Linked DNA regions of Mus musculus: region 2 is linked to region 1. The links are chromatin loops, found by intact Hi-C in ENCODE. Cell type or tissue: left cerebral cortex. All regions are shown on one strand. Each heading gives the region's core, and the rest is flanking DNA. Links, peaks and the distances in the headings are about the cores only.

Region 1 (5,375 bases), core at 248-5,247:
GCTTTCCCTGCAGGAGACAGGGGCGTCTGAGCCCCTGCCGCTTTCTGCTTTCCCGTGGGAACATAACAGGGTGGTAATAAAGAGAGCTGGTCCCAGAGGAGGGTGGGCGCTGCTGTCATCTGCTCAGGCAACATACAAACAGATGATGCAGATTTGAGTAGGTAAATGCATATGTGTCTTTAAAAAGTCTAATTAGTGGAAAATTGCAGGCCACACTCACACGGGGGTGGAGGCAAATCCACATCATTATACATTGCAATTTAACTAAATAACCCATAACAAACTAAGACGGTAATGACAAGGCTGAACTGACAGCGATTATTAGTTAAATAGCGAGAAAGCCACCAGCAGCCAACACATCCAAAAATCAAAACCAAAACATCCTCCAAATTGGAGGGATTCCAGCTCCGGGGCCTCTCTGGGTGTAGAGCCATGTTGGAACACGGCCAGACGTACAACCAGACTCTCCCTGGAAATCCTGGGTCCATTCTGCCAACCCAAACGGTCACCATGGTGGCAGTAAGAAGGGGCTAGTGCTAGCACTCACTGACACATGTTGCCTTCTGTGTGGCTGGCCTTGTGTTGTCTGGTTCATAAATCCGACTTTTCCTAGAGTGCATCAAGGGAGGGCAGATCCATTTTTCTTGGGTGCTAGGAATTTAGATGTTTAAAGATTCCTTTTTTTTTTAGATTTATTTATTTATTGTTATATGTAAGTACACTGTAGCTGTCTTCAGAAGCTCCAGAAGAGAGTGTGAGATCTCATTACAGATGGTTTTGAGCCTCCATGTGGTTGCTGGGATTTGAACTCAGGACCTCTGGAAGAGCAATCAGTGCTCTTACCCGCTGAGCCATCTCTCCAGCCCCAAAGATTCCATTTTTATTTTGTGTGTGTGTTGGTGTGTATGTGTGTGTGTGTGTGTGTGTGTGTGTGTGTGTGTGTATGTGCCTGTGCATGTTCGTTCCTGCCTGTGTAGGTCGTCGTATTGATGCCACAATGTATGGATGAAGATCAGAGTGACAAGTTAGGGAGCAATGTTTTCCTTCTACCACGTGTCTCCCAGGAATCAAACTCAGGTTACAGCAAGCATCTTCCAGCACCACGTAATGGTGGCCCAGCCCTTCCCTGGGGGATTCTAGACAGGAGCTCTCTACCACTGGGCTACTCTCTTAATCTCTCTCTGGACTCTAGGAAACTGTGCTAGCTGCCTCCCCAGACCCCTTGAGCTTTTTTTGATCTAGGAACCAGCATATCTCGTCGGCAGAAATGTCACTCCAGATGGCTAAATTTGAGTGGATCTGTTTGTAAGAATCCTTTAAACTCAGTCCAGGAGTTTGGTTCAGGACCCCATGGAGGAGCCTCAATGTCTACTACATCCCTTGGCACTGTGGAGTCCAGGGAAACCAATGCTCATGTGTTAGTACCACTTTCTGAACTGAGAAAAGGCGAGCCCCCTCCCCCTCTCTGATCTTGGAGTCTTATGCCTTTTGGCTGCATCTATAACACAACACTAGACTAACTTGTAAGCAAGGCAAAGTCAAACCCCAGACCTGGCCAGGCAGTGGTGGCGCATGCCTATTAATCCCAGCACTTGGGAGGCAGAGGCAGGCAGATTTCCCGAGTTCAAGGCCAGCCTGGTCTACAGAGTGAGTTTTAGGACAGCCAGGGCTACACAGAGAAACCCTATCTGGAAAACCAAAACCAAAACCAAAAAACCCAGACGTGACGGTGTTGATGAGGAAAATGTACTTTTAGTGAGGGGTGGCTTCCTGCTATAGGAGAATGGGAGCTCTGTAGGTCGGGATGAGAGGAGCCTGGCCAGGATCTAGCTGGGATTTCTGTCAGACAAGTGGAGGGGGTGACCAGGAACAAGGGTCTGTATGGGTTACAAAAGTACAGACAGAAGCAACAGAGGAGAGGTTTATTTTGGCTTATGATTTTAAGGAATATTGTCCACTGCTGTGGGGGTAGCATGGTTATATTGAATCTGTGGTGTTAGCCCGTTCATGTCATGGCTTACTAGGAAGCAGCTATACGCCGGAAACGGATCCGCTCAAAGCCTCATTCCCAACGACCTACTTCCTGTCTTCAGCTTTTCACCACCAAAAGTCCCACTATTTCCCAAAGGATGCGACCTGTTGGAGACAACAGATGTTCAAGCACATGAACACCTTTCACACCCAAACACAAGGAGCTCAGGACAGGATAGCAACAGCAGTGTAGAGTGCTCCTGGCAAAGTGCTCATGATACCTCCTTGGGCCAAGCTGGTCACCGTGATGGGCATGATATTGAGGCTGGAGGCTGATGGTGGATGAGGGCTGTGGTATGGAGCGGGATCCTTCTTCCTAGTGCAGGCAGGTCCTAGGGGCTGCCCTGGCACCCTTACTGGGGCCCCCAAAGGAAGCTCATCATGATCTTCACTGTTCTAGCACGCTAGACGATCCATGCTCCTGGCTGGTGGCTGAAGCTATAATTATTGACTATAGGTTTGCCTATAGCAGGGAAAATGCCCAAATCCAATTGATGAGGCTCACAGTGGGAAAGGACTGCCAGTGGAGCCGCCCGGCTTTCCGTTGTCATGGAAGCGTGGCATGAGCGGCTGTTGCAGAGGCTTCTATTTCCTGGGTACCAGGGGATCCTCCAGGTCAGGAACTGCTCTTTGCTCCCATGCTACCTGAAAAATCTGGAACCCCACAGAGAAGAAGGAAAAGGCAGCTTTGGTGTCTTCACCTTCAGGGAATCCTTTAGATGCCGCTTTCCATCACAACAGCGCCACCTGCCAGATGCATCTGCGAGCACATGCATTTGGAGAATGGCCTCTATCATTCTCTAGAGATCCTTGCAGAGTCAGGCTGGAGCCCAGAGACTTTGATTTCCCTATCTCACACCCCCGTTTCAGGATTAGTTAGTGGAAAACTGACTACTACAAGGCTGGGAACTGCTGAATGTAAGTTCTGTGCTCAAGAACTCACCATGTCCAGTCCTCGGACTATTTCAGGACGTTTGTTTATTTTTATTTATTTATGAGATAAGGCCTTGCTATGTAGCTAAGGCTGGCCTCTAACTCATCACTCTTCATCTTCAGCCACCCAAAAGCTGGGATTATAGGCATACACCTTCGCCACACTCCCACAACTAGGTCATCTCGGTTTGGCATGAAAAAGTAGCAACTACCCCTTTGTCCCTTTGAATAAAATCTTAGCCACCTCCTCACCCCCCACATTGCTGGTTCCTCAATTCACAGACATCCTACCCCTTGAATGACTGGTTGGGACTGTGGTAAGGGCTGATGTGTTCGCTAGGTGGCAGCATCCACCAGTCTCTGTTGAAGGTTTCTCTACACTATGTGACCACCACCAGCAACAGGAATAGACTGGCCAAAACTCAGCTGAGAAGAACTGGAACTCCACTTGCCTCAATTCTGGGCTCACGCAGCTTATGCCATTTGTTAATGCGTGTGGCCACCCCCAGGAAACTTCATATCTTCTTGGTTGTGTTTTGCATAGTAACAGACCAAAGCAGGGGGAGAGCTATATAAACCGTTTGAAAATTCCAGGTCCTGCTGCCTGTTGTTTCTTGGGGCTGATGTGCCTTTACTCACTGAACACCCTGACAGAGAAGTCGGTTCAGTCTACTGAGGTGTCGCAGCCCTCAGGGGCTGAGGGAGATTATTCTGGGCTATGGAATGAATTCAAGGGTCAGCCTGGGCAACTTAGTGAAGCTATTTCAAAGTTAAAATAACAACAACAAAACAACAAATAAGACTGGGGAGGTAACTCAGGGGGGAGATTTCCTGCCTAGGTTAGCTGCATGAGGGGTTGGGGGTGTGACTCAGGGGTAGAGCCCCTGCCTAGAGTCGCCCAGTGAGCATGAACCAGACATTTAGTTCAGTCCTATGTATCAACCCCCCACCCACCACACACACACACACACTTTGGTCGAGTCATAGTTTTCCTTAAACTCACATGGCTCTAGATCAGCAAAGGACTGACTGGGATAAATTTGGCCAGTCACCTGGTCCACAAGCTAACATGTATTTGTACCTAATGTGAATATACAGTAAAGGCCATATGTCCTGCAGAACTGAAATTTTTTTGACCTTTTAGGTCTTAGCCCGTACTGCTTGCTGAGGGTGTTCACAGCTTAATATGCAAGTCTCCAAAAACAAAGTGGAGTGACTAGCTAGGTGGAACTGGTACCTGTCTTTAACCCCAGCACTCAGGAGGCAGAGGCAGGAGGATCTCTGTGACTTTGAGTGAGTTCCAGGAGAGCCAGGGCTGTGTAGTGATGTGTCGCATGACGATGCTGAGTGGGCAGGTGGTGGTGATGATGTCACAGGTGAACACGAAGCTCACAGTGGCTGATGGGGTCTCTTTGGATCTACTGCTTCCTGGAGTCACCCCAGTGGCCTCTGATGGGTGGCACAGAGGTTGGCAGCACATGTGACATGCCCCTAAGATGGGTTCTAGTAACTGGGAGCTAAAGATAGTGGTCAAGGGAGGGAGAGTCTGCCATAGTCCTTCTGGGGGATTTGGGTGAGGCCTGTCTCCACAGAGAGTAAAAAAGTCCCCGGGGCGTAAACGATATCCACTCCCAGCTTTCTGGACAGGAAAGTAGGCATTCTCTCCTTTGAGAAAACACCCCTGTGTGATTAACATTCCTTATGAATCTCTCCCTGGTGATCTGTGGGCAAAAAGACCTTCGTGCCCCAGCCTTAACAGCACAGCCGGGGTTGTTCAGAGAGAGAAGCAGGCCCCTCCTTTCTTCTCCCTGCTGCAATTTTTAAGACAGTTCCCTAGTCTGTTGCCCAGTCTGGCCTGCAACTTTTATATCACTTAGACTGCTGACCTCAGCTTCATGGTGATGCCCACGCTTTAATATCTTTGTTAGGTACAAAGGAGACTCCAGTTCCCTCAAACTCCAAATGTCCAGAAACGGGCTCAACCTTGGAGTATAGGAGGATTTCTAGTGGTTAGATAAAAGCCACCAACATCCTCCAGGAACTTGTGAAGCCAGGTCCCTCTAGCAAAAAGTGTCATTCCCCCTTCCTCGAGCAGAAGGGACAAATGGCTGTCTGTGGTGCCTGTTATCATACTCAAGCTCATGCCGGCCTCCAGGTTCTCTCAGCATCACGAGTACCTGTTATCCATTTCAGAGTCCAGGTTAGTTCTTCTCACCTCCAGCTCACTGGCTTCCTTTGCCCGGCTTAGTCCTTCTCCTTATAACTCTGCTAATTTTGGCTATACTCTCTGTCTTAGTTAGGGTTGCTATTTCTGTGAGGAGATACCATGACAACAGCAACGCCCATAAGGAAAACATTTAATTGGGGCTGGCTTACAGTTCACGACATTTAATCCACTATTGTCACACAGG
Region 2 (5,375 bases), core at 209-5,208, 93 kb after region 1:
CACAATGGGCTGGGTCGTCCTACATCATAACCATCTTGATCTAGTTAATACCCCATTCAGACTCTCTTCTCTGCTGATTCTAAGCTGTGACAAGATTGGCATTTAAGATTAGCCAGTATACACTCCATACATGGAATATCCTTGAGATTTCTGGAGCTCAGTGTAACGTGTCAAAAGGGAGAGGACAATAGGCATGGTTAAACAAACACAGATGATCCAGTACTTGAAAAGCTGAGACAGGAGGGTTGCCACGACTTTAGGCAAAAGGCAGAAAGGATCTCTGTGAGTTGAAGACCAGCCTGGTTTACAAAGCAAGTCCCAGCCCAGTGGGGGCTACATATCAGGACCCTGTGTCAAAGCAAATATAAATGTCAGAAAGCGTTTTGGTCGTTCCAGAAAGTTTTAGGCTTTCCCAACAGCTTTATAAATCTTAGCATTCAAAAACTCCACCAATCCCAGAAATCTGGCAGGCCAGTAAGCCCCCAGGATCCTCCAGCCTGGACCTCGTGAGTGTAGCCATTACAAGCATGACCTGCAGCTCCCTGTCACTCTGTGAATGCTGGAGTCCAGACTCAAGCTCTCAGATTTGGGCACAAGTACCTTTTGACAGTCCCCTTTCTGAGACAGGGTCTCACTATGTAGCCTTGACTAGCTCTGAATTGTCAATGTCCCTGCCTCAACCTACAGGTAGCTGGGAAAACATGCCTGAACCATCAGGCCCAACTGAAATCAGGGTAATTTCAGAACAGGAATTTGGCATAGGCAACCAGGAATGGTGACACACCAGGAATGGTGACACACCAGGAATGGTGACACACCAGGTTTTTTGTTTGGCTTTACTTTGGTTTGGGTGGTTTGGTTTAGGTTTTGGTTTTGGTTGTTAGAGATGGGATCACTCTCTGTAGCCCTGGCTATCCTAGAACTTGCTTTGTAGTCCAGGCTGTCCTCCAACTCTAAGATCTGCCTGCCCCTGCCTCCTAAGTGAGTTTAAAGGCCTGCAGTACCATTCCTGGCAAAACTTAAGGCTTTTGACTCAGGGTGATCCAATACTTGGCCACCTCCCAAATGCGGGGATTCTAAATGTGAACCATCGCACCAAATTTATCATTTGTTTTTGTTTAATTTTTGTTTTGTTTTGTTTTGTTTTTTTCCAAGATAGTTTTTCTATGTAACCCTGGCTACCCTCAAACTCACAGAGACCCTCCTGCCTCTGCCTCTTGAGTGTGGGGGAGTAAAGGCGTGCGTGCACCACCACTGTCCAGCGAATGCTTGCTTTCTTGCTTGCTTTCTTTCTTTCTTTCAAAAAAAAATTTTTTTTAATTTTTAAAAATTGTTAGCACATGAGTGCAGGTACACACAATGGCCAGAAGAGGGCATCAGATTCCCCGAGAGCTGGACTTAATGGAGCCTGTGAGATACTTACCATGGGTGTTAGGAATCCAAAGAATATCTTCTGCAGAGACACTAATAATGCATGTAAATGGTGCACACACTCAACGCTCAGGCACACCAGGTAAACATAGATGAAATAATCTCTTAGGCAACCGTGGAAGTTTAAAAATAATCAAATTTTGGTGCTGGAAAGATGGCTCAGCAGTTAAGAGCACTGACTGCTCTTCCAAAGGATCCAGGTTCAATTCCCAGCATCAAAGTGGCAGCTCACAACTGTCTCTACCTCCAGTTCCAGGGATCTGGCACCCCCTCACAGACACACATGCAGGCAAAACACCCATGCACATGAAAATAAACAAATCTTAAATAATAAATTTAATACACAAGAATGCAGCAGGCCAGACAGAAAACAGAACTGTCTGCCTAAAAAGGGTTTTTTAAGCAGCAAGTGAGCTGTAATGGAGGTTGAGATGGCCCAGTGGAGACCAAACATCTTGGATGCGCTGTGCGGCATCTGAGGAGCTCCCCGTGCCTCATTCCCAGGTTCCCAAAGTAGAAGCAAAAGAGCCCCCGGTGCCTGTGCAGAAGGTCACCGACAGCTTGCACCCAGAGCCCCGGCAGGTGGCTTTCTGGATCATGAAGATGCCAAGGCGGAGGACCCAGCCCGATGTCCAGGATGGAGGCCGCTGGCTCATAGAAAAGCGACATCGCATGCAGGCCATCCGGGATGGGCTCCGTGGAGGCGCCCGTGAGGACAGCCTGGAGGATGGGGTCCATATCCCCCAACACGCCAAGCTGCCTGTCAGAAAGACACACTTTCTCTACATCCTCAGGCCATCCCAACAGCTGTAAGTGGGGACCAGATGTCCCACACCCTACCCCAACACCATATGGAAATAAAGGTTTTCTTACATCTAGCTCAATCTCCTTTTGGTATCTCTTCCCAAACAGGCCAGAATAACGACTCCATCCTACACATACACTCAGTGCTGACAATGGCTGTGCCAGCTCTTCCTTACATCTCATTCAGAACATGGCCTCTTGGTTGGGCAGCTGGATCTCCTGTAGCACCATGATACACCTGGTTCCGAAACCATTGATCCACCCTGTCTGCCATCCCAAGTCTTTAAAGCACATTGCTGAGCCACCCCAGCCACCAAAATATATATTTTTTAGATTTTACAAAATTACTCAAGATCTCACAAAAGGGAAAGCAAATATTGAAAAATTAATATTATGGGGGCTGGAGAGATGGCTTAGCAGTTAAGAGCACTGGCTGCCCTTCCAGAGGTCCTGAGTTCAATTCCCAGAAACCACATGGTAGCTCACCACCATCTGTAATGGTATCTAATGCCCTCTTCTGGTGTGTCTGAAGATAGCAACAAGGTATTCATAGACATAAAATAATTCTTTTTTAAAAAGTTATTATTTTAAATTTATATGTATAAAAATTTTGTTGGCATGTGTGTCTGTGCACCATATTTGTGCCTGGAGACCAGAAAAGGGAATCAGATCTGCTGGGGGTGGAGTTATAGACCCTGTGAGCTGCCACATGCGTGGGGCATAAAACCATGCCAGGAAATTCAGTTAGGCATAGCAAGTTCAGACCCAGAGACTCTGTGCACACCTGAGGCTTAGGCGACTCCCTGCTCCCCCACCCCACCCACAGACTCCTGACTTGGAACACATGCCATGCTTCGCACATAAATGTGTCAAGCTGGGCATGGTGGCGCATGCCATTAATCCCAGCACTCGGGAGGCAAAGGCAGGCGGATTTCTGAGTTTGAGGTATGATTTTACACATCCATTTTCCGCCATGACAATAAACTGTTTAGAATCATAGACTGTCTCTTTTCATCAAGATCTGCTGTGGGAGCCATGAAGAAGGCCTTCACCTTCAGAGCCACAACCCACTCCCCCATAGAAGGCTTCTCTGCGCTCCCAGTCACAACCTCCTTCCCTTACCAAGATAAGGACAATAATCCCTGTGAGACTAGCTGGAGTTCCCCTTCTCCCCCAACCCCTGCCCCAGGCTCCAGGCTAGATGCTGTCCCCAGACCTCAGGCCCCTGCTCTTCCAGGACTCCCAGCCGTGCCAGGATTTCCAAGAGTCTGAGAACCCCACAACCCTGGCCTTGTCACAGGCCTGGGACCCCAGAAGGAGCTCTGGCTTTCCCACCCTGGGAGCAATGTCACTTCCTTACAGCCCAGCATCCACCCCAGAGGCAGTATGGGATAAGCCCAGTCAAACTCCCTGCTTCTGTGTCCTGAGTGGCCTGCAATGTGGATGCTGGGAATCCATCTCAGGTGTTCTGGAAAAACATCCATTGCTCTTAAACAGTGGTCTATGTTTCCAGCCCCAGGAATGGATGTTGATAATAGGGACAAAGCTAACAGGGTCCAGAATGCACCACAAGTTGTCCTGAAAACACCCGGCAGACCTTTCATCTAGACCAGGCGTCCTAGTTTGCTTTCTACTGCTGCGGTGCGTGAGCACCACGATCAAAAACAACTTGGGGTGAGCACCATGATCAAAAACAACTTGGGGAGTCTATTTCATCTTGTGATAGATCACAGTCCATCACAGAGAAGAGGCAGGGTAGGGGCTCGAAGGAGGAACTGAAGCTTGCTCAGGGTTTTGTTTTGTTTTTTTTCATACAACCCAGAAGCACCTTCCCAGGGGTGGTCTTGCCCACAGTGGGCTGCCATCCACATCACTCATTAACCAAGAAAATATCCCCACAGGCTTGCCTACTGACAGGGTAACTTTTCAGTTGAGGTTTTCAGATGACTCTGGCTTTTGTCAAGGCAACAAAAAACTAAACAGCACACACAGGGTCTGATGGTCAGTAAGGTGAGAAAGACCTTGCACTTTTTGCCTCTACCTCCCGAGTACTGGTACACTACCCTGCCCAATTCACTAGGCCCTAGGGATTGAATGAGGGCACCCTCAGTCAAACACCGTACCCCTGAGCTACATGCCCAGTCCTTATCATTACATGCATGTGTTTTTAAACAGCAAGGGGTAGGAAAGTGAACATGATAGGGTCTGCATGTGGAATTCAGGGGCCCTCCTTGCACCATGTGGGTCCTGGGGATTCTTCTCAGATCGATCACCGGGATGGGTGGCAAGTGTCTTTACTCTTTTTTGGTTTGGTTTTTTTTTTTTTTTTTTTTTGGCTTTTTCGAGACAGGGTTTCTCTGTGTAGCCCTGGCTGACCTGGCACTCACTTTGTAGACCAGGCTGGCCTCGAACTCAGAAATCTGCCTGCCTCTGCCTCCCAAGTGCTGGGATTAAAGGCGTGCACCACCACGCCCGGCTGTTGGACCCTTAATAATAAAAAAGTTCGAATAGTCCACAGGCATGGACTGAGGCAGGGTGATTGCTTCAAGTCCGAAGCCATCCTGGGCTACATAGCTAAGCAGTAAGTAGAAACTATAATAGTTTGGGAAAACAGCTTGGGTACCTATTAATGCGGGGGGCGGGGGGGGGGGAGGGAATGGAGCGGAAGTGAGGCTGGACCAGACTGCGCATCATTGTGACAGTGGCGGGCGAGCCAGACCCAAAAGAAAGAACTTGGTTCAAAGACTGACAAGAAGAAAAGGATGAACAGGGAGTCCTTCGGTTGAACTCTCTCCTGCTTGGCCCTATTTTGTCAAGCAGAAGGAAAGGATTTTTGTACCGCAGAAGAAAGCTGCCGATAATATCGCGCCATCACCGCTAGCCCCACTAGTGCGCATGCACTCGATCCTCAGGTCCAGCCTATCCTCCCGAGAAGCTCTACGCATGCGCCAGCTCAAGGGTCTTCGTAAGGAGAGACCCGGGCGCCATCCACTCGGAGTGCGCTTGCGTGAGTACAAGAGCCTGAGAGGGCGGGACTTGCAGGAGGCCGGCTCATTTGCATTTCTGGCGGGAAAAGGCGCGTGTGAACACGCCTCTTCCGTGACATTCGCAACCGCCGTTCGTCGCTGGTGTCCCTCAAC

The links. Hi-C counts contacts between places; a loop is a spot of excess contacts. Peaks named below come from ENCODE experiments on the same cell type or tissue, not always from the same donor. Only the 100,000 strongest peaks of a DNase experiment are listed, where the experiment ranks them.
Region 2: a loop joins it to region 1, with 2.4 times the contacts of the local background. A loop is called at or near these places in 3 of 42 quality-filtered maps.

What each region holds. Positions count from the first base shown.
Region 1 is chr7:45,297,875-45,303,249 of GRCm38, reverse strand. Gm39006 (a long non-coding RNA gene) reads left to right here and starts at 890. Exons shown (of 2, transcript XR_882064.2): 1 at 890-1,417; 2 at 2,025-4,091. It overlaps Trpm4 (transient receptor potential cation channel, subfamily M, member 4), which reads left to right. Exons shown (of 25, transcript NM_175130.4): 25 at 1-95. In left cerebral cortex, for the core only: CTCF peaks have their summits at 2,769 and 3,309 (motif pointing right); DNase peaks (open chromatin) are centred at 3,329, 3,856, 4,272, 4,768 and 1 more place; H3K27ac peaks cover 2,606 bases.
Region 2 is chr7:45,204,459-45,209,833 of GRCm38, reverse strand. Kash5 (KASH domain containing 5) reads left to right here and starts at 4,942. Exons shown (of 20, transcript NM_201374.2): 1 at 4,942-5,242. The coding sequence starts at 5,131. Dkkl1 (dickkopf-like 1) reads left to right here. Exons shown (of 5, transcript NM_015789.3): 5 at 1,936-2,309. The coding sequence ends at 2,244. In left cerebral cortex, for the core only: CTCF peaks have their summits at 1,361 (motif pointing right), 2,760 (motif pointing left) and 5,098; a DNase peak (open chromatin) is centred at 5,199; H3K4me3 peaks cover 559 bases; H3K27ac peaks cover 614 bases.